Linked DNA regions of Mus musculus: regions 1 and 2 are each linked to region 3. A link is a loop called in an ENCODE intact Hi-C map of the cell type or tissue named here. Cell type or tissue: heart. All regions are shown on one strand. Links, peaks and the distances in the headings refer to the core of each region. The heading gives the core; the rest is flanking DNA.

Region 1 (7,503 bases), core at 870-5,869, 210 kb after region 3:
TGATTGTTTTCAGTGCCATAAATGTCACACTGTAGGCTTGCTAAGCATGGATGTACCCTCAGTCTCTCCTGTCAGTTCTTAATTAGTCTATCGCTCCCCACCTCACTCCTCCCTGAGGACTTCACTAACAAGACCAGGACAGCTTAATCAGGGCCCTGGTCACCCCGAAATCTAACCATCATCTATCCTTGTAAGACTTGTTTGCCAAGCTCCCTTACAAGACCTCACTGGCCCCGGGCCTCACCCTGAGCTGCGAATAGTCTCACTTTTCTAAAGAGGAAAATGATACTCAGACAATTTTTTCTTTTTCTTTTTGTTTTTCGAGATAGGGTTTCTCTGTATAGCCCTGGCTGTCCTGGAACTCACTTTGTAGACCAGGCTGGCCTCGAACTCAGAAATCTGCCTGCCTCTGCCTCCCGAGTGCTGGGATTAAAGGCGTGCACCACCACGCCCGGCTTCAGACAAGATTTTGAGCCACCTTCACCATCATCTGGGACCTGGACCAAGGTGCTGACCTCAGAACCCACCCCCTTCCCAGTGCTTTGATGATATGACAAACAGTAGACGCAGACCCCTCTCACACACACTTCTGCCCTGAATCTGCTCACTTCCATTGCTCCCAGGCTGGGAAACACACACACACACACACACACACACACACACACACACACACACACACACCACACCACACAAACCCTGGGAACCCCATCCCAACTGAAACAGAAGGAGAAAGTCACCTGCTTTCCACATACCCCCTTAAATGGCCTGTTTGTAAGACCACGCCCTCAGCTGTGCTCAGCAGAACCTGGGGACCTCTGAGAACATGGCATAGAGAGAGTGCCCAGTCAGGAGCTCTCCAGTCCTATCCAGCTGAGAGACAGCTGTGCCCCAGGCCAGGGACCACTGTGCAGCCACACCTGGCTGGCTAACTCCAGACAGCCCAGGCCTTAGGCAGCCCAGCTGCTGAGGAGTGGCCTTGAATGGGGAGTGAGTCACGGGGCCTGGAATCCCAAGTCTTCCAGGACTTCACTCCTCCCCAGCCCACTCCACATCTGCCCTCCAGATGTCTGCACTTGAGAAACACCCTCTGTCTACAAGGACCCAAGTTCTGGAACACACTTAGCAAAACACCTTGAGAGCTACCAGGTACCTTCATAAGCAAGGGGCTGCTCGATGAGTCTCAGATTTCATTGGTTATACTCAGTGCGGACCCTTTTTTTCCACATTGAACATCTTATGCCCGAGCTGTACTTACTGACTAAGACATAAGAGGCTGATAGGGGAAGCACAGCCCCTAGCTGCAGAGAACTCCCAATCTGGGCATCAAGATATGGAGATCCTGAGACAAGCCAGGGACACCGCCCTAGACCTTAAGTCAACCCACTGTTGAAGAGGCAGGGCTTTGCCTGAGGTGGGTAGGGAGGACCATCTCTTTCCCTGGGGAGCTTCCGGAGTCTAGAAATAAAGGACCCAGAAGAAAAGCCCAAAAATGAAAACAGAAGAAAGAGAAATAAGTCAGTTCGTATATAATGCCCACTCTAATGCCAGTGTCAGACACATCCAGTCTTAGCAAGCACTGGAAGGTCTCGTTCACAGTCACGGCCAGTAAGCAGCAGACCCTGGATGCAAAGTCAGATGGGACCACACCCTGCCTCTGGGTGGCCCCGTGTATGACTGCAGCAGATTCATCTCTTCCTGTGTTATCATCCTGACTAGGAACCAGCTCATCTTCCTGTTCATATCCTCTAATATTAAATATCGCTGCATCTAGGACGGCCTCCCTGACCATATTACACTGGAACCAGATGGTCTGCTAACCCTGTCTGGGTAAAGTCAGGAGGAGGCTCTCAGAAGGACTCTCGTCTTTCTGCTAGAGGAGCCCTCACGGTGCAGAGGCAAGCTGTGGTCCAGGCTTTGCAGTTCGGTGGTCTCTGGGGGAGAAGGCTCGGGATGAAAGGACTCCAGCTTGGCCCCAGACCAGACTCTAGGTAGTTGTGTAGGATTCTTGGAAAGAGCAAGTACAGAGGCACACAATTTGGAAGCCTATGGAATGCTGGATTCATTTGCCCCGCCTCCCCTGCCCCCAGCCCACTGCCTACTCTGGGGCTCCGAGGATAGGAAGCAACTTGGTCTGTCCATCACTGTTCAGAGCCCTGGGAGACCCAGCTTATGGCATAGAGCCAAAGACCCCAGTGGACCATATGAAGACCACGGTGAGTGCTTAGCAGTACCTCCACTCCCAAAGAGAGGGTCTGCAGAGAGGGAAAGAGAAAGGCAGCTACACAGCCCCAGAGATGGGTTTATAGACACAGCGGCATCCTCCTATGGCATCAGCAGCTTGAGACTTGAAGAGCTAGGTGACAGGGTCTCACTAAATCATTGCCTCTCCAGGCACGCTACGGCCAAGGGCTCTGGCAGGGAACCAGGGTCCTAGGCTTATCCCAGTTCCTCCTGTACTTCCTCCAGTTACTGCAGATGCACGAGTTCTGTTGGTCATCAGCCAAGGAAGCCCAAGGCTAAGGCAAATGGTAGTTTGGGGCGGGTTATATCCATCTACAGTGGGCAAGTTAGCAGAGCCACACAGGAGGGTTGTGCTGATAGGGGAGGGAAAGCTGGCTCTGGCTGCGGGTCCCAGTAACCGCAAGAAAAGAAGACTCCAGAGACAGCCAGACTAGACAACATTGACGGTTTGTTTTTGCCAACCAACACCATCTAAGTCTGTTTGAAATCACCCAACATACTTGATAGTCCAGGAGAATAAAGAGAAAAACTGAGGTTGTTTGTTTGTTTGTTTGTTTTTGTGGGACAGGGGTAGTTCTATAGATAGAGCCTATGCCAAGAATCAAAGTCTTAAACACCATTGAGGGTAACAGACCCAGCTCTGCTCTCTAGGCCGTTAAAGTCCTCTGCTCGCCTAGTTTTCCCATACAGTGCAGGGCTGCCCCACCCGAGGCTCTCACCCACCCCCGTCTTTCATCTAGTGTAGAGTTGAGTGGGTAAGCCTCGCTGCTTTTCCCAGCCCAAATGACGCAGGGGCCAGCTGGCTGCTGCAGAGGAGGGCGTGGGAATCCTGTGGGTTGTGCTGGGCAACTGCGCCCTCTAGTGGTAGCCACAGAACGATGCACAGACACGCAGACAAAGGGTGAACCAGATTTCCTATCTCCTTTTGCACCATCTCTTCCCAAGGCCTCTATGATACAGTCGGCGCCAGATGACTTAGGCCCTGCTCAAAAGGAAGTGGAAGAACAGCTTGTGGTCCTTGACAACTTCTAAACCAAACCCTTGGAGGAGAGAGGAGGCCAGTGCTTCTGCACTCTGGCCACACCTTCTGTGAAAGCCTTCATCCGGCTACAGCATACTCTCATGTCTCTCAAAACTCTTTCAGCCTCTCCTGTCTGAGATGCTACCCCTGCCAGAGGAAAATCCTAAGCCTCCATCCCATGCAGAGACTTGAAAGCCACAGTGTGGGCTTCTCAGGGGACAGGGATCTGCTTCTGGTCACCCCAAAGGGGAACTTCAAGCATTCCCTAAGGAAGCACTCATTCACTGAGAACCCATCTTATGCCACAACATCTGCAGCCACAGTCTCTCAGCAGGCCCAAAGGGAACCAGAGTCAAACCCCAGTTTACAGAGTGGAGGGTCGGGTCTCAGAAGGTCAAGTGTCTTGTCCGTGAGCGACTATTTGTCAATAATCTCTGGTTTCTGCAAGCCAGGTGCTAAGCTAAGTGTGTTATTACACAGACTCTGTTATACAGATGTCCCCATAAGCTAGGCTGTCCGGTGAGCTAGGTTAGAGTTAGCTCCCTGTTACAGATGAAGGTTCAGAGACAGGAACAGGCACATGGCACATGGTATATTCTAAGTCACAAACAAAGTCAGACACAAAAACACACACCTAGGAAGTATCAGAAGCATAGAAACACAATTCTATTTCCCCCTTACTCTGATACTGGCTTTATGTTGTTATTATTATATTTTATTTTTATGTATGTGTATGCATATGATATATGAGTGTAAGCCCTGTGCATGGCCAGAAGAGGGCGCTGGATCCCCTAGAGCTGGAGTTACAGGCAGTTGTGAGCCACCTAAGGTGGGTGCTGGGAGGCAAACAAGAACTTTGGGAGGAGTAGCAGGAACTCCTAACCATTGAGCCATCCATCCAGACCTCTTTACTGGTGCTGTTTGCTTTGTTTTTCATCTGCTTTTTTTTGGAACCCTAGGTTGCCTCCTTTCTGCCCCTTTGAATGCCTCACATAAGGCTCCATTGCCACCACAGCACAGCACAAAGACGGTATCTCAGGAGCCACACGGCATAGCACAGAGACAGCATTTTGGATACCATATATAGCACAGCACAACACAGCGACCACATCTCAGGTGCCACACAGCACAGCACAGAGACAGCATCTCTTCTTCAGCTTCCGAGGCATCCTCTGTCTTTTTACAAGAGCCATAGAAATGACCTTGGTGTCCCCTTCCTTCTTCCCTTCATCTTTTAATTCCTGCCGAAGCAAAGTCATGCCTGCCTTTTTTCTCAACATGATTACAGTAAAGGGACTGGATTGCAGCCAGCGGTTTCCTGGGCAATGGCCTGTTCTTCCCAGTGTAAGGGGTGTGAGCAAGTGGGCCACGGTGAACTCATGTAGAAACTGGGACGATGAAGAGATATCTGCTGGCAAGTCACCGCCAGCAGAGGACGGTGCTCGGGGAGAAGATGCAGTCAGTGTGGGCTCCCCATGGAGGGCAGACAACCTAAAAGCAAGCCTTAACCATCTCCCAGGGTTGCCTCTGTGTTTGGGCACATGGACACTAGGACGGGGACTATAGGATATGTTCAGGGGCTATGCTAAGGGACGCTGGATGAGCACACATGCCAAGCTTTTGTTTTTCTTCCTGAACCACTGTGCACTATTTTATAAAACAGGAAACTGGGCTGAAATTTGCCCAGGCTCCTCAGAGGCCCTGGGATCCTGACTGGATTCTAATCACAAACCACCCTGGTTGGAAGGATGGGGGGTGGAAATATTGCATTTCAACATCACTGTTGGTGCCGTGGGAATGCAGAGGAATCTGAACTTGATACCAGGACTTTCTAGGGCTTTCTTACAGAAACAGCAACCCATCTGTGTGTCGGCCACTAAGGGGGCCTGCGGTCTGGCAGCATCACAGAGGGCTGGAGAGCCAGGAGTAGGAGCTGAGAGTCACTGGGTGACTCTGATGCCCTCTGCACTAGAAAGGAGCCCACAGCCCTGAGCTCTCATGGTGATAATTGCCACCACAGAGCTGTCCACCAGGCCTCTGGCTCTTCCGAGAAGATAGATGCTTTTCCGGGGCTTCTTGATGCTTGGCCTGGCCTTGGAGTGTGGTCACCCCATTCCCATGTTGTCTACACAGGCAATGGAGGGTGTCCTCTCCTCTAGCTAGGCAGGGGCAAAGGCCCCTGAGGTCCATCAGGGGTCTCTGGAGGGATAAGGACTGCTCTGTAGACCCAGTTACAGTTCGGGGTGGGCACCTGAGAGCCAGGAGAAAGGAGAGCGGGTAGATACTGCTCAGCCGCTCCACCTTCTCATCCCCACACCTCCCTCCCCACTTGGAAGCCTCCAGCCTCGTTCCCTGGGCTTGACTGAATTCCTAAGAGGCCAGGAGGAGCCATCTTTATCTCCCAGGATCTTTCCTGCCTCTCCTGCTGTTGCCTTTTCCCATCTCCCAGGACCCTGAGTTGCCTCTGCTGTGCTTAACACCCGTGATCATTGGCTTTTTCCCAACCATTCTTACAAAAAGCACCTCACCTTGCTCTCTATGAACATCTACCTCATCGCAAAATGAGAAATATTCAGTGAGCAGACGAACGGACCCAGCATTAACAAATCTCTCTTGGCCCTGACCTCCTAAGTCTCCAGCCTCAAGTTTTCACACGGGTCTCTTTCCATTCTCAGGAGGTCCTTGAACGGCAGGCCCCAGGCAGGGTCACATGCCAACACCAGAAGCTGGCATCAAACCCTAGCATACACCTGCTGAACCGGCCTCATTGCATCTCTCATCCAGCACCCGGAACTCAGCTGGGTCCGCCCCCGCTTGGCTTTTCTTTTTCCTGGCCTCTCTTCCGGAAACACGTTTTTCCTTCCTTTAGACCTCGGTGCTTCCTGCACAGGAAGAAGGACTTTGGATGTGGGGTGCTATTTATAGTGTGGCTCCCTCCTTGTAGACCTCACTGAGGAAGGGGCCACCGCACAGGGACTGCGGTGGAGGACACTGGCTTTCCGTGATCCTTGACATCAGGACGAGAAACCTGAGATCGCAGATGAGTATCAGAGTTGAAGTGTCTCTTGGGTTCCAACCTGGGTTTCTTTGATGATGTCTGTATGTGCAAGGGCCCCACAACTCTCCCAGTGCCCTGGAGCCCTAACTTCAGAGGCAGAGCCACAGGCTCTACTTGTGGGGAGAACCTGAGGTCCGTTTTGTAAGAAAGAGACTCAGAGAGATTTATATGAATTCTGTCCCAAGGGACAGATCAGTCATAACCCAGGCTAAAAATCCCTTGACACTTGCCTAACACATCACACCTACAAAGGAGTACTCCAGCTGTGGTGGCATCTTCGGGTGGACTGAAGGTGTCACCAGTAAAGACAGTTGAATTCCAATTTTTCTCAGAAGATGGTTTTATTTGGAGTAGGGTCATGGCAGATATAATTGGTTAAAATGACGTCTGGTCGAGGTAGGAAGTGGGTCTCTCACCCGATATGACCTCTGTACTAACAAGAGGGCCATTTGGACACAGACACACACAGCAATCAGACAATATGAGAGGGCCACAGGAAAACCATGTGGTCTCCATAGTGATGGACCATAGTGATGGAGAGGAAGTCTGGATTGATGGATCTGCAGACCAAGGGAGGCCAAGTGCTGGCAAACACTGGCAGTGAGAAGAGGCAAGAGGGACTCTTCGCTGTGGGTTTCATGGTATGAATGTGACACTACTGTTTTTTAAGGACTTATTTGTCATTGTATGTGTATGGGTGTTTTGCCTGCATGCATGTCTGTGTACCATGTTGATGCCCAGTGCCCACAAAGGCCAGAGGAGGATGTTGAATCCCCTGGAACAGGAGGTACAGACAGTTGTGAGCCATCATGTAGGTTCTGAAAATTGAATATGGGTTCTCTGAAAGAATAGCCAGTGGTCTCAACACTGAGCTAGCCCTCCAGCCCTTGCCCTACTGTTATCTTGATTTTAGACTTTCAGTTGCTAAAACCGTAAACAAATGAACTTCTTGGAGGAATCTTGTTGTTTGTTCAGTTTTCTGAGACACTATACAAAATAGCTTGTTTGTTTGTGTTTGAGGCAGTGTCTCACCACGTGACTCTGGCTGGCTTGGAACTCTCTATGTAGACCTGCCTCTGCTGGGATTAAAGAACGCACTACCGAAACTAGCTTTTTCTTTTTAGATTTACTTGTTGGGATTGGAGAGACATACATGTAAATAAAAGAGTTTAAAAAAATCAAA
Region 2 (7,503 bases), core at 870-5,869, 79 kb after region 3:
GTCCTGGGCTGGCTGAAGCCCCATACCCAACAAGGGCTACAGATAGGACCCCTCAGAGCCTCTCCCTGAATGACCACTGTTGCCTCTGGCTTTGGTTTCCTGTGGTAGAATGAAATGGGACACCCCTGACCCCCCCCCCAACCTCCTCTGGAGCAGTGTGTTGGTGTGTGCTTAGGGCTCTTGGAGGAGGGGACACTCTGACGAGCAGAGCTTGCCTAGTTCCACCATATAAGTATCCCTACACGGTGAGTTTCCATTTGTCAACATATCACAGAACATATCGTTCGAAGGGTTGGGACACATGGGGTTGCTCTGAGGGGTCTAAGAGGCCTCTGAGAGCCTCCTAAAGGTGAGGTGGCTAGTGGGAGCGGGAGATGAACAGCCATCTTCTGGGGTAGTTCAGACCCTATCCAAGAGTTAGAATCGCGAGTGAGGAAGAAGCATGGGCGGGGCCAGAGTCTGACCCAGTCAGGATCCCTGTGCTTAGCCTTGGTTTCCAGGCAGGATCATATTAGCCTGGGCAGACGAGAGAGCCTCTAACCGTACACGAAGCCTCACACTTTCTCCCATCTAGGGATGGAAATAGCATCCAAATGACAGAACAACCACAAGACCTTCTCCCTTCTATTGATCCACCAAAGAAATCTTTATCAAATCCCACTTGGGGCTGGGCGTGGTAGGGCACACCTTTCATCCTAGCACTCAGAAGGCAGAGGATGGTGAATATGAGTTTGAGGATAGTCTGGTTTACATATCAAGTTCTAGGCCAGCTGAGGTTACATAGTGAGGCCCTGTTTCAAAAGAGAAAAAGAAAAAAAAAAAAAGAAGAAGGAAATGAAAGAAAGAAAAACAGAAAAACCTCTTAAAAAAGCAAACAACAACAACAAAAACCCAAACCAAACCAAACCAAAAATAATCCAAAGACTCCAACTCAACTTGGTACCAGGACTGTGCTAGGCTCTGAGGACACTAACGAGGCTCTTGGACCGTGTCCCATGGATAACCTTTTACATAGGGATCCAAAGTCACTGTCACTGAAGGACCCAGCTTTCCCAATCCTCCTCAAGAGTTGGCTTCAGTAGTAAGTGACAGAGATAAGAGTGAGACCAGCCCTCTCCTCCCTTCCTCAACCCTTCCAGCCCTCTGTGCAAGCCAACCTTACCCTACTCCCAGGCCCAGCCTCTCCCCACCCACAGACTCGGCAGGGGAGCAAGCTCCTTCTGGCCGCCAAAGAGAACATTTCTGAATCCCCCAAGAGGTATTTTTGTTTTTTTTTTTTTCAAGACTGAGCTCAGGATGTCTGACTGTCACCGGCTGTCTGACTGTCACCGGCTGTTTGGCCAAGAGCGGCTGGGTGGGGTGGAAGGGCCATGCTGTATGGCTCTTCTCAGAGTCTCTGGGGCACCTTCTTCTTGGGCCAGCTCCAATCCTGAGCCCAGCCATCTCTGTCTTCCTCCCTTGAGGTCCTGTCCCTGTCCCCTAGCTTCTCAAGCCAGTCTCATGTACTCAGGGCTCCCTGTTGGTGTCAAGGAACAAGGAGAAATGGCAGGCCTCCATGCCCGGGGTCTGAGCTCTGTCCACAGCCCTGGCGTCATCTCGCTGGCTGCCAATGCCTGTTTATCCTGGCAAGTGTCGCCTGGTGAGCTGCTCCCTGCCTTTAAGTGATGGCTTGGCACGGGACACAGTCAGGGTCAAACAGTGTACACCTATATATTTTAAGGTTTAGTTCACAAGACCCTATGTGGGATCAAGAACAAGGCATGGGTTTCACAGAAGGGTGATGCCTTCTATAGTTTGGACGGAAATGAGCCAAGGTGCACATATCTCCAAAGGATGTTTCCAAAGAGGAAAGTGACGGAGAGTTATTCAGAGGCTTCTGGGTGTGCCCAGTCCTCTGCACACATCATCCAGTGGAATCCCAATGGGAGATTTGTGCTATTGTTCCATTTTACAGATGAGAACACTGACACTTCGAGATCAAATAAATTCCTCAAGGCCACACAGCTAGCATAAGCACAGGGTAGAGCTAGAGTCTGAAAGAAACTCAACCTCTTTTGATGTAACACTGGGCATTCCTGTGTCAGCAGTGACATGTACAGTGACTGCATACAGTAAGTGCTTAATGATATTCCAAGATTTAGTGAGTGCTACCACCATTTAAATTTTTTCATAAATGCGTGCGTATGGGTATATTTGTGTATGTATGTGTGTATATGTATGTATGTGTGCATAATGTTGTATATGTCTGTGTGTTGGATATTGTGGCATTAAAAATGTCCCCGTCTCTTTAAGAAAAAATGTTTAAGCCATACAGTTGGCCAGCTTCACTCCTAATTCTCTAGGCTTTGGGGGCACAGCAGGGAATGATGGGAATTAGAACCCAGAATCTTGGTAGTGACAGAGAACAATATACCAACTTCTGATATAACAATCATGGTGCAGCCGGGCGGTGGTGGCGCACGCCTTTAATCCCAGAACTTGGGAGGCAGAGGCAGGTGGATTTCTGAGTTCGAGGCCAGCCTGGTCTACAAAGTGAGTTCCAGGACAGCTAGGGTTATTCAGAGAAACCCTGTCTAGAAGAACCAAAAAAAAAAAAAAAAAAAAAAAAAAAATCATGGTATCATGGTGCCTTCTCTCCCCAACCTCCTCAAAGACCTCTACCCCAACCCCTACATTTTTCCATATCAACAGAGTAGAGTAGTGTACACACACACACACACACACACACACACACACACACACACACACACACACCAGGACGACTCTTCAAAAACCAAAAATACCAAGGTTCTGGAAATGGCTTGGCCCAGTCCTGCGTATCATAGAGGTGGGAGGCCAAGGTGCAGGAGCACAGCCATCTAGGGATGGCAGAGAGACTAAGAGTGATCTGCAGACCCCAGGGTAGGCTTAGAGAGGCAAGAAGGCTTGATTTAACGGGAATGGCCGGATCTGTTCAGTGCCCTGGCTGGGATTCTCCAGAAGCGGCTACACCCTAAAGCTCCATGGGTGCCTCAGCAGTGGCCCCTAGTGGCCAGATACAGTATGACACCTTACATTTCCACAGCTGGGTCTGCTCTGTGTGTGTGTGTGTGTGTGTGTGTGTGTGTGTGTGTGTGGTATGTATGTGTGTGTGGGTGATAGTTATACTTCTGATCTCCAAGTAAATTTTCCATGCTTAGCCTTTATTAAGTTATATTTTCCAAAGAACTCACCCTACCCCTTACCCTCGCCCCTCTGTGCCCTGTTCTACCCCAGCATCCAGCCTCTCTCTCACTGTCTGCAGTGAGAATGAAGATCTGGGAAGGGATGGAGCCATTCAAAGCACTAGCGATTTGTGATGACATTAACATTACCTAAAACATTATTCTCCTGGTTATGTCCCGATGTCTTGGAGGCTGCCTCTCCGTGTCTCGGTCAACCCTGTGGTCTCAGGATGTGGTCTGGGAGGAAAATGCTGAGGTCTGTCAAAGACGGAGGAGTCTCTTCCTACTGTTCAGGATGTTTCCAACCTATGTGAGACCTCTGTGCACGTTACAGCTAAGCTTTTGCAGAGCACATCATGGCTCCCAGGATATGTGTGTGTGTGTGTGTGTGTGTGTGTGTGTGTGTGTGTATCATGTGTGTCTGAGGAGTCTCACTACAGATCATCAGTCAAATACACTTGACACACAGGTGCATGCACACAGTAATGCCGGAGCCCCATGTTTGCCCCATGTGAGGCAGGACGCTAAACATATGACTTTGTGGTATTTCATTTGATTCGTTATATTTGTCTGGATTCCAACTCCCCTATTCTTTCCATTATAATACCTTGCCTCAGAATATGCACATCTCACCAAGGTGTGTCCATACAGTCTTCTACAATCCTGCAGATACACACATGGAGTGGTTTGGGCGGTTCTACCTCCCATTGTGAGACAGGAAGGTGACTAAGACATTCATGAGGAAAAGAGGCAGTCTGCATCTGAGAAGGAAAGGTCCAGGGTGTGTGTGTGTGTGTGTGTGTGTGTGTGTGTGTGTGTGTGTGTATGTGATGTGAACAGATTCCTTCTACCTGCCCGGCATCAGACAAGGGGAACAGGCCTCCCAAGAATGCTAAGACAAGGTTTCCTGCTAAGCTAAAGAGCTGGACACCGGGGAGAAACGGACTTTCACTGTGGTGTCAAGAACATAGATCTTAGGCCGGTAGCTGTGGCTCACTAATTTAATCTGAGCATTCGAGAGGCAGAGGCCAGCAGAACTCTGAGTTTGGGGTCAGTCTGGTCTACAGAGTGAGTTTCAGGACAGCCAGGGCTACACAGAGAAACCCTGTCTCAAACTGACAAGCAAACAACAAAAACAACACAGTTTTTAGTATCAAGAAGAAAACCCAAAGATGGCCTAGTCGGCCATCACTGCAAAGAGAGGCCCATTGGACTTGCAAACTTTATATGCCCCAGTACAGGGGAACGCCAGGGCCAAAAAGGGGCAGTGGGTGGGTAGGGGAGTGGAGGGGGTGGGTATGGGGGACTTTTGGTATAGCATTGGAAATGAAAATGAGCTAAATACCTAATAAAAAATGGAAAAAAAAAAGAAAAAAAGAAAACCCACCATCTAGGTCCACCCACTGCCTCTCCGCAGCCGGGCTGGCCCTGAACAGGTTACTTCATCTTGCTACCGGTTTGCTTTCTGCTAAATAGAGAGTGGAATGACCTCACTGCAGCGAGGCTTAAGGGCCTAGCTCACTATCACACTTAGTGTAGAGCCTGGCACACAGCAAACTGCCTGGACAGACAGCTGGGATCGACCTGGCAGAAGGCAGAAGTGGGCAGACAGCGAGGCTGAAGCGCCCCACACTCGGCCACCAACCAACAGGTGGGAGCCTGTTTTCTTTTGCTGAGGCCTTAACACCTGGACCTAGTAGCATCTGAGGTATACTCAGCAAACCTCGCTGCTGCACCAGCAAGCCTGACTAGCTGCTTTTCTCAGGGCTAGTCCTGCCTGTGGGATGCACTTAGCTATAGGGACTTGCTTGAACCAGAAGGCTAAGCTGTAAGATCATACTGGACAGTGAACCTCCAGTTCAGGGTAAAAGCCCCAACAGATTCAGGCAAGTTCTAGAAGGAGGAGGCTCAGGGGGATCCATCACCCAGTAGTCAGGTTTCCCCACGATCTGTGAGGTTTTAATTATTAGCCAGCAATTAAGTAAACTGCAATAACTTTTGACTATTGAAGCTTTAATTACCTTCACCAATGTTTCAGAACCCATAAGCCATGTAGCTCAGGGGAGGGTAACTGAAAACTAGCTTGGAGCTGCACCTTCCCTCTACAAAGGCTTTTACTGTGAATGGTTGGGTGAGGCACAGGCCCCCAGGAGGGACGGAAGTGAGCCAAGAGAGGGCTTGAAAGCATTTGCCACCCTCTCACATTAAGGACGGGAAATGACCTCTCCTCTGAGCCCACAGAGGGGACTCAGGGCTGCCGTGACTCCTGGCGTGGGCTCTTTTTCTCACTGTCCAGTGCTGTGGGCTGAGACGCTCAGCTGTATCTACAGAAGAGGTAAGTCACAGCCAGAATTAACCACAGGGGATGGTCTGGGCCTTGATCCATGTAGAAATCCAGGCCAGCCTAAACGACCTGGAAACAGGAAGCACTGGGCCTCTCCATGTCTGTTTCTCTCTCACACACACATATCAACAACTCTTCAGAGGAAGAAAATTCCCTAACCCTATTTGATCCCCAGTACAGGAGTCTGATCTTTAAATTCTGGAAATCTATCACAATTTTGGCTGAAAACAAACAAACAAACAAACCCCAAAAAACAAGATTCCAGCCCTAGCCAGAAGGCCACTTTGTCCCAGGACTCACTGCAACAATGGAAAGACACTGGGGAGTTGCACACACAGCTGCCAGGACCTGTTGAGCAGTACTTTGTGTTTCAGTGGGTCAGATGTCTCTGGGAATTGGAATCTTTTTCTCCCCTCTCCTCCACTCAAAGACACAAATCTACCCACTCCGGCAAGAGCAGGCCAGGCTGGCCACCCCCAGGTTCATCCCAGGGTGCCCAGAGGCTCAGGGTTAAGCTCGGCAGTTCTGTGGGATCTGCACCAGTCACCTTGGACTGGATTCATCCCCACCCCCTGTAAACGCTGACTCGGGCACAGTAGCCGGGAAAGCTAACAATTGACAAGTGACCTGTGACACGGATCTCCCCTGCTCGAGGATAGAGCCCAGAACCTTGTCTGAGGGGCAACTCCACCCTCTTTCCTCACCCCTTCCCAAATCATCTGCTGACCTCAGAGGTCCTAGAAGGGGGCAGGGTGGGTGGGCCTCCATGCCAGAGACACCCACTGTCGCGGAGAAGGCAGGCAGGCAGGAAACTATTTATTCTGTTCCTAATCTCGTCATTTCTCTCTTCCTCCCACTTAAGTCACAATACAGGAGGCAGCTGACACGGAACCCCGCAGTGCAGCAAACCCTGTGCACCCCTGCTCCCCAAAGGAGCTCCCAGGCTTTTCCTCTTTACCTTAGAGAACCCTGAACCTACTCAGTCAAGGGGCTGCCTGGAGTTCTCCTGATGGGTGAAACATCACGAGGCACCAGACAGAGCCAGGACAAAAAAAAAAAAAAAAAAAAAAAAAAAAAAAAGCAAACGCACTGGCTATATGGGGCCATTAGACAAAAACTAGAGCTACAAACAAACTTGGGCCTAAATAAGAGAAGGATGTATATAGGCAGCTACAGCCTGGAATTTTCCAGGCAGGGGTCTCCCCAGTTCATGTGCAGTTTTGATTTTCTTTTCTTTTTCGTTTTTTTTCTTTTTCCTTTTAAAGATTTATTTATTTATTATATGTAAGTACACTGTAGCTGTCTTGAGATGCGCCAGAAGAGGGCATCAGATCTCATTACAGGTGGTTGTGATCCACCATGTGGTTGCTGGGATTTGAACTCAGGACCTTGGGAAGAGCAGTCAGTGCTCTTAACCTCTGAGCCATCTCTCCAGCCCCACCCCCCCAGTTTTGATTTTCATTGAGGTAAAAGTCCCAAGGGAACACCATCAACCGGCTGTGGAACTTGGGTAAATGACTTCTCCCCGGGCCCCAGTTTCCTGATCTGTAAGTAAGGGAGCGGTGTAGTTGACTAAGCTCTGCCAGTGTGGTCCTGTGACTTTGTGCTAGGCTGAGGTCTGTATAATGCTCAACCCGAGAGTTTTTGGTTTAGCCGGCTGGAGGTGGCTCCGGAAAAATCTGCTGCGTTGCCAGCTCCAAAATCAGGTGCTGTGACCAGAGGGTTGTCCTACTTTGCATTTGTGTAAACGTTGCGAGAACAGGAGACCCGACAAAGCACCAGAGCTCAACACCCCCACATCCCCACTCAAAGTGATGGAGAAACACTGCTGGCACAAGTCAGCTCTCTGCTCTCTTTCCGGAAACACAGCCACCAAAATCTTGCCAGGTCTTTGGGACTTGTTGCAGAGAACAACCACACGGGGGTGCTATGGGTCCTTAGCCGCCTGCAGCCTCC
Region 3 (7,503 bases), core at 1,206-6,205:
GAAGGAAATAAAAGGAAAGAAAAAAAAAAAAAACAATGAAAAGAAAGCAGCAGCAGCAGCAGCAGCGACACTACTCATGCATTTCACACAGCTGCTTCTCCACACAGCTGGCTCCTGTCTGCACTAGGCCAAAGTCTGTAGCCAGCCCTCCTCAGCAGGGACAGGGACAAGACGCTCACTCTGGGTCACTCTCCCTTTCAGTCAGTCAGGCAGTGCCCTACACCTGCGTACAGATTGTAGAAAGCTCACCCAAAGCCAGTTTAGAGTTACAGGGGGGATACCACACAGAACAAACCCACCTCTGGACCAGACAAAAGCAGGCTTTGGAGCGATGGGGACGTTCCACAGCCTCCTCACCCAAACTAAAGCAACAGCCCCAGGAGCGTCTAGAGTACCCTGCTTGGCTTACAAATTCTCTCCACATGCCCCACTCTCCCACCCATGAATAATTTTCTCAGCTCCTTCTACGGCCAAATACATTTGACCTCATCAGTAGGTAGAGCCCCAGGATAGCAGACATGTATAAAGGATGCAGGGACGGTGGGGGGCTGGGGTATATGTGCAGGGCGGTGGTAAGGAGAATAGACAATGGATAGAGGAATGGGAACTTAGTGAATTTTTGTCCCCAGCAGATGTCACAACACTGGCATCCTGTTAGAAGGGACCCTCTTTGTTGATCCTGAAAGGGGTCAGTTCCCTGCAACAGGGTGAGTGACTCCTAGCACAGGCCGATCCCCAAGCCTTTACATACCCAACTCTTCTTCTTTTTCTTCTTGGCATCAGCATCTTTGCTGCTGCCGATGCTGGAATGGCTGGTGATGCTGTTGAGGCTGGAGATGCTATCTGAGGAATTCTGCCTCTTGATCCGGAGTTCTATTGGCCAGAACAAGTGGTAAGAACGCAGAGATAGATTTAGAGAAGATGCGAGGCTTAGGGAGAGGCTAGCTACAGCAGATAAGAGTGGGGGGGGGCCCAGCAACTCCTAGGTACACACTAATTTGGTGGATTATTCATCCAATGGACATTTATAGAGTTACAGTTATGCCTCAACACGGAAGAGGATGCAACTGTGAAAAAAGAACAATTCCTATTCTCAAGAAGCTCCCAGTCCTGAGCTGGGCGTGGTGGTACACGCCTTTAATCCCAACACTCAGGAGGCAGAGGCAGGCAGATTTCTGAGTTCGAGGCCAGCCTGGTCTACAAAGAGAGCCCCAGGGCAGCCAGGGCTACACAGAGAAACCCTGTCTAAAAAAAGCTCCCAGTCCAAGTTGGGCATGATAGTGCCCAACACTTGGAAGGCCACAGGATTTTGAGTTCTGGGCTAGCCCGGGTCATATAACAAGACCCTCTCCAAAGCAAAAATAAAACAAAAACAAAACCACAACAAAAAGAAGCACCAATGTAGATAAGAAATAGAAGGATTTAGTAATAAACTCAGATTGGCTAGTTGTAAAAAAGCTGGTCCTGAACATTTTTATGCGGACATCCTCTACCTGTGCCTGCCTGCCTGCCTGCCTGCCTGCCGGTGTTTTAGCAGAGTGCCACTATGTACACCAGGTTGGTCTTGAACTTGTGACAGTGCTCCTGCCTTGCCTCCCAAGTGCTAGGATTGTATGTATGAGGCACCATATCAGTTTTTGTTGTTCATCTTTTCTTTTTTCCTTTTCTTGAAACAGGGTCTCATTCCATAGCACAGGTTGATCTATAACTGCCTCTGTGACCCAGGCTGGCTCTGAACTTGTGCTCTTGGTCCATGACCTAATATATTTTGATGATACTCCAGCAAGAATTGGCTGTCTTACAGTATGTCATATATGTCTTACAGTATGTGGCTTATATGTCTTACAGTATGTCATACAGTATGTGGCTTGTATGTGTCAGGAAGGCAGAACTAAGCCTCTCTAGGGGAGGGGGAAGGGTGACAGGAAGGGAGAGGGCTGAGAAGGGAAAAGGAGAGGCAGAGGGATAAAATAGTCAACATAGGATATGTACTTGTTCAAAACCTTAAGGAAAAAAAAAAAGTAAAAATTTAAAAATAAACAAAAAGGAACAGTCTTGAGCTGGGCCTGGTGGCATGCACCCATGACCCCAGCACTGATGACAGCAGGGTGGTTGGGTGTCAGGCTAATCGGGGTTAAATGATGAGGCCCTGTTGAGACATCTCTGACTGGTCTCTGGCTTTGGTCTAAAGGCTGAGGAGAGTGTAGCAGGCCTGTGGCGATTACAAATTTCCTCTCCTTGCCCTCATCCTCAGGGTTTATGAGGTCATGTTCAGAACACCCCTCACTGGATACCCAGACATCACACTGAAGAGTACCTAAGGACCCTCGCCTTCTAGAAAGTAGATATGAGAGTTGGTGTGCTGTGGGCCCAACAACGACCTTCCTTCCCTCCACTTCTGTCCTTTTTCAGTTCCATTCACTCTGACTGCTATCCTACCTTTGGGCGTGGCTTCTGAGGCATTTAACGCTCCCTGGATGACTGCCTGGGCCTCGGAATTCTTTTTCTTCAGGAAGTCTATAGTTTCTCGCAAATCCAACAGCTCGGTGTCCTACAGGAAATGATGGTGGTGTTGTTAGAGGCTCAGCAGAAATGCCTACAGGGAACTGGGAATGGGATTCTACTGCTCTCAACAGGAAAGGCAGAGGAACGGGGAGTGTGGAGCTTGGGACACTGTACTGACAGGCAGGTTGAGAAGCAGCCCTGGTCTCACCACCAGTGAGCGAATGGCCGGTGACGATGGAGTGGAATGGTGGGTTTAGAATTCACCACCCTGGGCCTCTTACCTTCTCCTCGGCCGTCTCTGCCAGGTGTCGCAGGCGGGATGTCATATTCACCAGGCTCTGCTCGAAAGCGGCCACTAGGTTAGCCTGACACAAACGTACAAAGAAGAACTTAAGGCGCTTGCGGCTGCAGAAGAGGGAAGTAAGTGGCTGGTACAGGAGTGGTTTAACAGATTTTCCCCATCTCCGGGCTGACCGACCAACGCAAACAAAACTCTGGGTGGTTTTAACATATTGATCTCCATGGGCAGACGAGGTGGAATCAGATAGGCTTTCTGGAGAGACCAAGCTTCTTGAATAACAGAGCGCAGATGGTGAGGCAGGCCTTAGGAGCTGCTAGGGACATCAGCGGGGGTAAAGTCCCTCCCTGTTTTGTGTGGTAGGTGAGTGGACCGGCTTAATGGGAGGACAACAGCCTCTGGGATCAGTCTTATGGCTTTTGGTTTAACGTCACTACATAGGGCCAGCTCTTGTGGCACAAAATGACCTTCCAGTAGGTTCTGTTTGGTTTATCTCTTCTGCCTCTGCACCCTAACCCTATTCTTATCTCACCCTGGGTTTGGAACTAATGCCTCTCTCTGGAAGGGCTGGGGGTGGGGGCATGGGAGTGAGGGATGCCAGTAGCCATGCAAACCACTTCAGGGCATTCCCCATTTTGGCCACTAGGGGGCAGGGCTACATTGGAAAGGGTGCTGGATCCTGTGGGAACTCTGGATCTCTGAAGGGGGGGTGGGGGGGGAAGGTTCCCAGTGGTTGGACTCCAGCTAGCTCCTGGAAGCAATGGGTATAGGAAAAGGTAAAGGGAATGGGGTACAGGAGCAGACAGGGGACCACTCAAGGATGGATAAACAGCCCCCATGAGAGCACTGCAGCAAATGGTCCTCTTGTTACCCTCATAACAAGAGGAGGAAGGCTTTGGGTAGGTCACTCATGCCCAGTCCCTGTGGTGTCTGCAACACCCTCCCTGCCTCCTCCTACGTGTCCTCTTTGAACAACAAGTCAAACTTCACCAGTGCCTTAGAGCCTGAAAACCGGAGGCAGTATCTTCCATGTTTCCTGTAAATCTGCAGAGTCCTGGGCTCCCAGGCAAATACATGGCAAGCTCTGAGCATCTTTCTTTGACCTTCTGTCTTTTTTCAAAATTTGAGAGATTTCACTAAGTTACTCAGGCTGGCCTTGAACTTGTGACCCTCCTGCTGCTGCAACCTCTCAAGTACCTGGGATTTCAAGCTTGCCCCCTCAGGCCGAATTCTGATCACCACCACCACCACCACCTCCCCGGCCCCTATTCATATTCCCTGAAAATCTACTCAGAGCCTGGAGTGGCCCTGGCCTCTTCACTCATTTCTACATGCACATCTCCCCCTCTGAGGGACTGGCCTTGCCTCTCTCTTCTTTCCTACGTCTCTTTTCCTCCATGGCACCTTGCTCTGAGGCCAACCTCAGGTTAGGGTGCCTGTAGGACTCTAGGCCAAGTGGTCCTTTTGTAGAGGCAATACAGTGATCAGGGCCGCTTCCTGGCCAAGTGTGTCATCGTCAGCAGCTTGGCTGCACCATCCAACACGGTGTAAGATTGGTTCAACATCAGGGATCCCAAGTCGAGCTCTGGGGCCTGGCATCACATCTCCCACTGAAGGGAAGGGCTCGGACCCTTGGCCAAAACCTGACTCTAGATTCAGAACTCACCAGAACTGTGTTTTAGTTTGTTTTCTCTTGGCCAAATGGAACTTCCTGTCCTAAGAAAATTCACCCTCTAAATTCATTTTCTGGAACTAGTCCAGCCCTGACAGCCACGATGGCTGACAGATTGCAGTGTAAGTGAATCAGGCATAATAATGTCCTCTGCCTCCCTGGCTGTTCTCCACCTCCCTGGCGCCTCTCCCCTTCGACATCTCCCAGACATGAATTTCCTAGGGTATGCAGGACATGACCTAGGCCACTGGCCTTGACTGGTGGGGTACAGGACCATTCTTGTTTCTGTTATAATTCTTTTGGTCCCAGAGAGTTTGAAGTTTGATATGAGCTTCAAGCAAACCAGTCAATACAGGACTTTTGAACTGAGGACTTGGGAGAAAGAATAAAGACGACAGCCAATGTGGTAAGAGAGCTGTCGCTGAAATTCACTGGAAACACGCAAAAACTCTACCTGGTTTCAAGGCTAGGCTCAGGCCTGGCAGCTGAGCTCCCCAGAGAGGAAGGGAAGAGAGAAGAGGAGAAAGCGCTGCGGAAACTGCAGACGCGGTTATTTTTTGTGCAAACACTTGGAGAGCTCCTGGAGACCCAGCTCAGCTGTTGTTTACAACTACGGGAGAAAATGGCTCTTATGTTCTCTGTTTGCAATTTGGTCACAGGAGAGGAACTGCCCACAGTGGAGTTAGATGAGGTAGGTGTGTTCCTCCTCATCTCTCAGAACAGAAAAACTAAGGTCAGGAGGAAGGTAGTCACTCTAAGTGGCCATACGGAGGTGGGTTAGATGCAGAAATGAAGGATGTTGGCTCCAAAGATGAAGGAAGCTCAGCTCAGATCAATGGCAGAATAGAGGCAGAGCCAACGGTGAACTCCACAGGTTGCTAGGATGGAGTTGGACTTGAGCCGGCCGGCCTCGTGGTCCCCAGACAGAATTCTAATAACCGGCTCTGAGCCTGTTCAGTTGTGTGGCATCAATAAAGAGAAAAACACACCCTAGGGCAGTGGAAACGATCGAGGGCTCGGTAATTAAAATGAATTGTGACTTTTGTCCATGGCCAATGGCAAGGTTGTTTCTGCCTCCCTGCAGAACCACGGTCTCTGCTTTCGTTAGGAAGGTCAAAGGTTACCAGACACCAACTCAGCCATATCAATGAATTAAGGTGGGAAAAAATGGTTCTGAATGAAGGCTCAGAAAAATTGAAGGACAGTCCCCAAATCTTCTGCTCTAGAGCCGTGAATACAACCTTCTCCCCAGAGATCTCAGGCCAGGGCAGACTCGGTCAGACCGCTTTCCCGCACTGCCTGGTTTAACAGGAGCCAGGTCTCATCCTGCTTGGGTACTCACGTTGGCAGACAGCTGAGATGTCAGGGTGGCCACCTTTTCCTGGGACGACTCCAGCTCCCTACGAAGCTTCCGAATTTGCTGCGAAAGGAAGAGAGAGAGAGACAAGCTGCTGACGGCAGAGGTAGATTACTAAGACTGAAATCGGAGTGTGTGGCGGTGTTAAAGAAGCAGAGACAAAGGCTTTGTATCCTACCTCAGATTGCATCCTCTCCTCAGCCTGGAGAAGTGGGCACAGAAGGAGAGAGAGAGACAGAAAAAGCAGGTGGTTACTATGGAGAACCGGCGCAGAAGCCGGGGCCCAAATGTCAGGGCAGAGACTGGAAGAAGCATGATTGACAGATGCAGAGAGGAGAGTCCCCCTGGCCCTGGCTCCTCAGAGCTACATTCAGGTTTAAGTACTAGGCTCCTCTCGGGTGCTCATCTTTAGCCAACCTGGTCCTTGCCGAGAAGGCTAGAGAATGAAGCTGGTTGGTCTGAAAGCAAACCGTGACTGTTAGCACCATGAAGGAGGAAAGAATGAAGGTTAAAACAAACCTACGAGTCAAGAGATCTGAAAGCCAAAGGCTGTAGACATTTGGTCAATTCTGTACATTACTGGGGTCTCTAGAGTCTTGGGGACCTATTCATCTTGGGTGCTAGAAACACTGCCCAAATCCCATGGCAGGGAAAGGAGGCTGTAACAAGGAGATCTTTACTTTTCAAAGGAGGGAAAAAAACACCAGAGTTGCTTGGGAGTTGGTGGCAAGGCCAGAAAGAACAGAGGCTCCAAGGTACTCATCGGAGTGTTCCAAGCTCTAGGTGCTACCCACTACGCCCACTCCCATGGCCAGCGAGGGTAGCGATGATAGGTACCCATCCCCATCCAGTTACCCAACCAAAGGAGGTCCGAGGGAAGGTGGAATGGGGAGGGGGGCTCCCGGGGAAAGGACATTGATGGTCTCACTGAGGGGCAGGGCTCACGGGAAGGGGCATTAATGGTCTTACTGAGGAGTAGGTAGAAGAAGCACTGGAGGCCAGAGACAGCACCGAGCCATGAACTGAAAGAGAAGGAGAGCACAGAAGGTTAGCAAGGGGCTCCAGGGCCCAGAAGTTCCTGGGAGGAGCCTAAAGCAGGAGTCTGGACTCAGACTCCGGAGGGCATCTGGAGCAAACAGAGCGAATAACACAGGGCACCAGTTCATATCCCAACAGCCCACAGTAGGCGAGAATCCGAGGATATGGTCCTGAATACAGACAGCCTCCCCTTTTCATCTATTTTCCCTGACAGCCTGGGCCTTGGTAGTCTCTCGCTCAACCTCCCTGAGGAGCATGGGGGTCCAGAGAGAGGGAAAGGAGATTTTCATGGGTAGTCAGCATCTGGTCTGCTCACCCAAGAAAGCACTTTAAGCTGTAGAAAGGGATGAGTTCCTTGTCAGAGCTGCTCAGAACCAGTACCACAATCCCGCCCGGGCCTCCTCTCCTCAGCCTTGTAGTGCTAGTCTAGGAGCCTGAGGACCACTCAGGTCGGGGGAAAAATTAAGTGGTGAACACAGCAGAACCCACTGCAAGCACTAACAGAACCCACACATATCAGGGATGCGCCCTGAGAAGAATAATGGAGGTCTCCTGAACCCCATGGCCAGGTCTCCCATTAACACCCAGATTAACACCAACAATCCCAGGGCCAGCCTGGGAGCTAGTCTTTGG

Evidence for each region. Hi-C counts contacts between places; a loop is a spot of excess contacts. Peaks named below come from ENCODE experiments on the same cell type or tissue, not always from the same donor. Only the 100,000 strongest peaks of a DNase experiment are listed, where the experiment ranks them.
Region 1: a loop joins it to region 3, with 6 times the contacts of the local background. A loop is called at or near these places in 18 of 42 quality-filtered maps.
Region 2: a loop joins it to region 3, with 6 times the contacts of the local background. A loop is called at or near these places in 19 of 42 quality-filtered maps.

The regions. Positions count from the first base shown.
Region 1 is chr1:135,667,523-135,675,025 of GRCm38, forward strand. It overlaps a transcript of Nav1 not described here. Among named protein-coding and RNA genes, the nearest start is that of Gm32835, 17 kb to the right of the region's middle. In heart, for the core only: CTCF peaks have their summits at 3,112 (motif pointing left), 4,037 (motif pointing right) and 4,727 (motif pointing right); DNase peaks (open chromatin) are centred at 999, 2,479, 3,039, 4,699 and 2 weaker places; H3K27ac peaks cover 2,493 bases.
Region 2 is chr1:135,537,481-135,544,983 of GRCm38, forward strand. All of the region lies in intron 1 of Nav1 (neuron navigator 1), which reads right to left. Among named protein-coding and RNA genes, the nearest start is that of Gm32940, 29 kb to the left of the region's middle. In heart, for the core only: a CTCF peak has its summit at 3,000 (motif pointing left); DNase peaks (open chromatin) are centred at 1,181, 1,591, 3,001 and 5,541; H3K27ac peaks cover 1,564 bases.
Region 3 is chr1:135,457,905-135,465,407 of GRCm38, forward strand. Nav1 (neuron navigator 1) reads right to left here. Exons shown (of 30, transcript NM_173437.2): 11 at 6,802-6,854; 12 at 6,011-6,034; 13 at 5,818-5,895; 14 at 2,787-2,870; 15 at 2,440-2,551; 16 at 752-873. Among named protein-coding and RNA genes, the nearest start is that of Mir1231, 7.0 kb to the left of the region's middle. In heart, for the core only: a CTCF peak has its summit at 3,438 (motif pointing right); DNase peaks (open chromatin) are centred at 2,817, 3,447 and 4,577.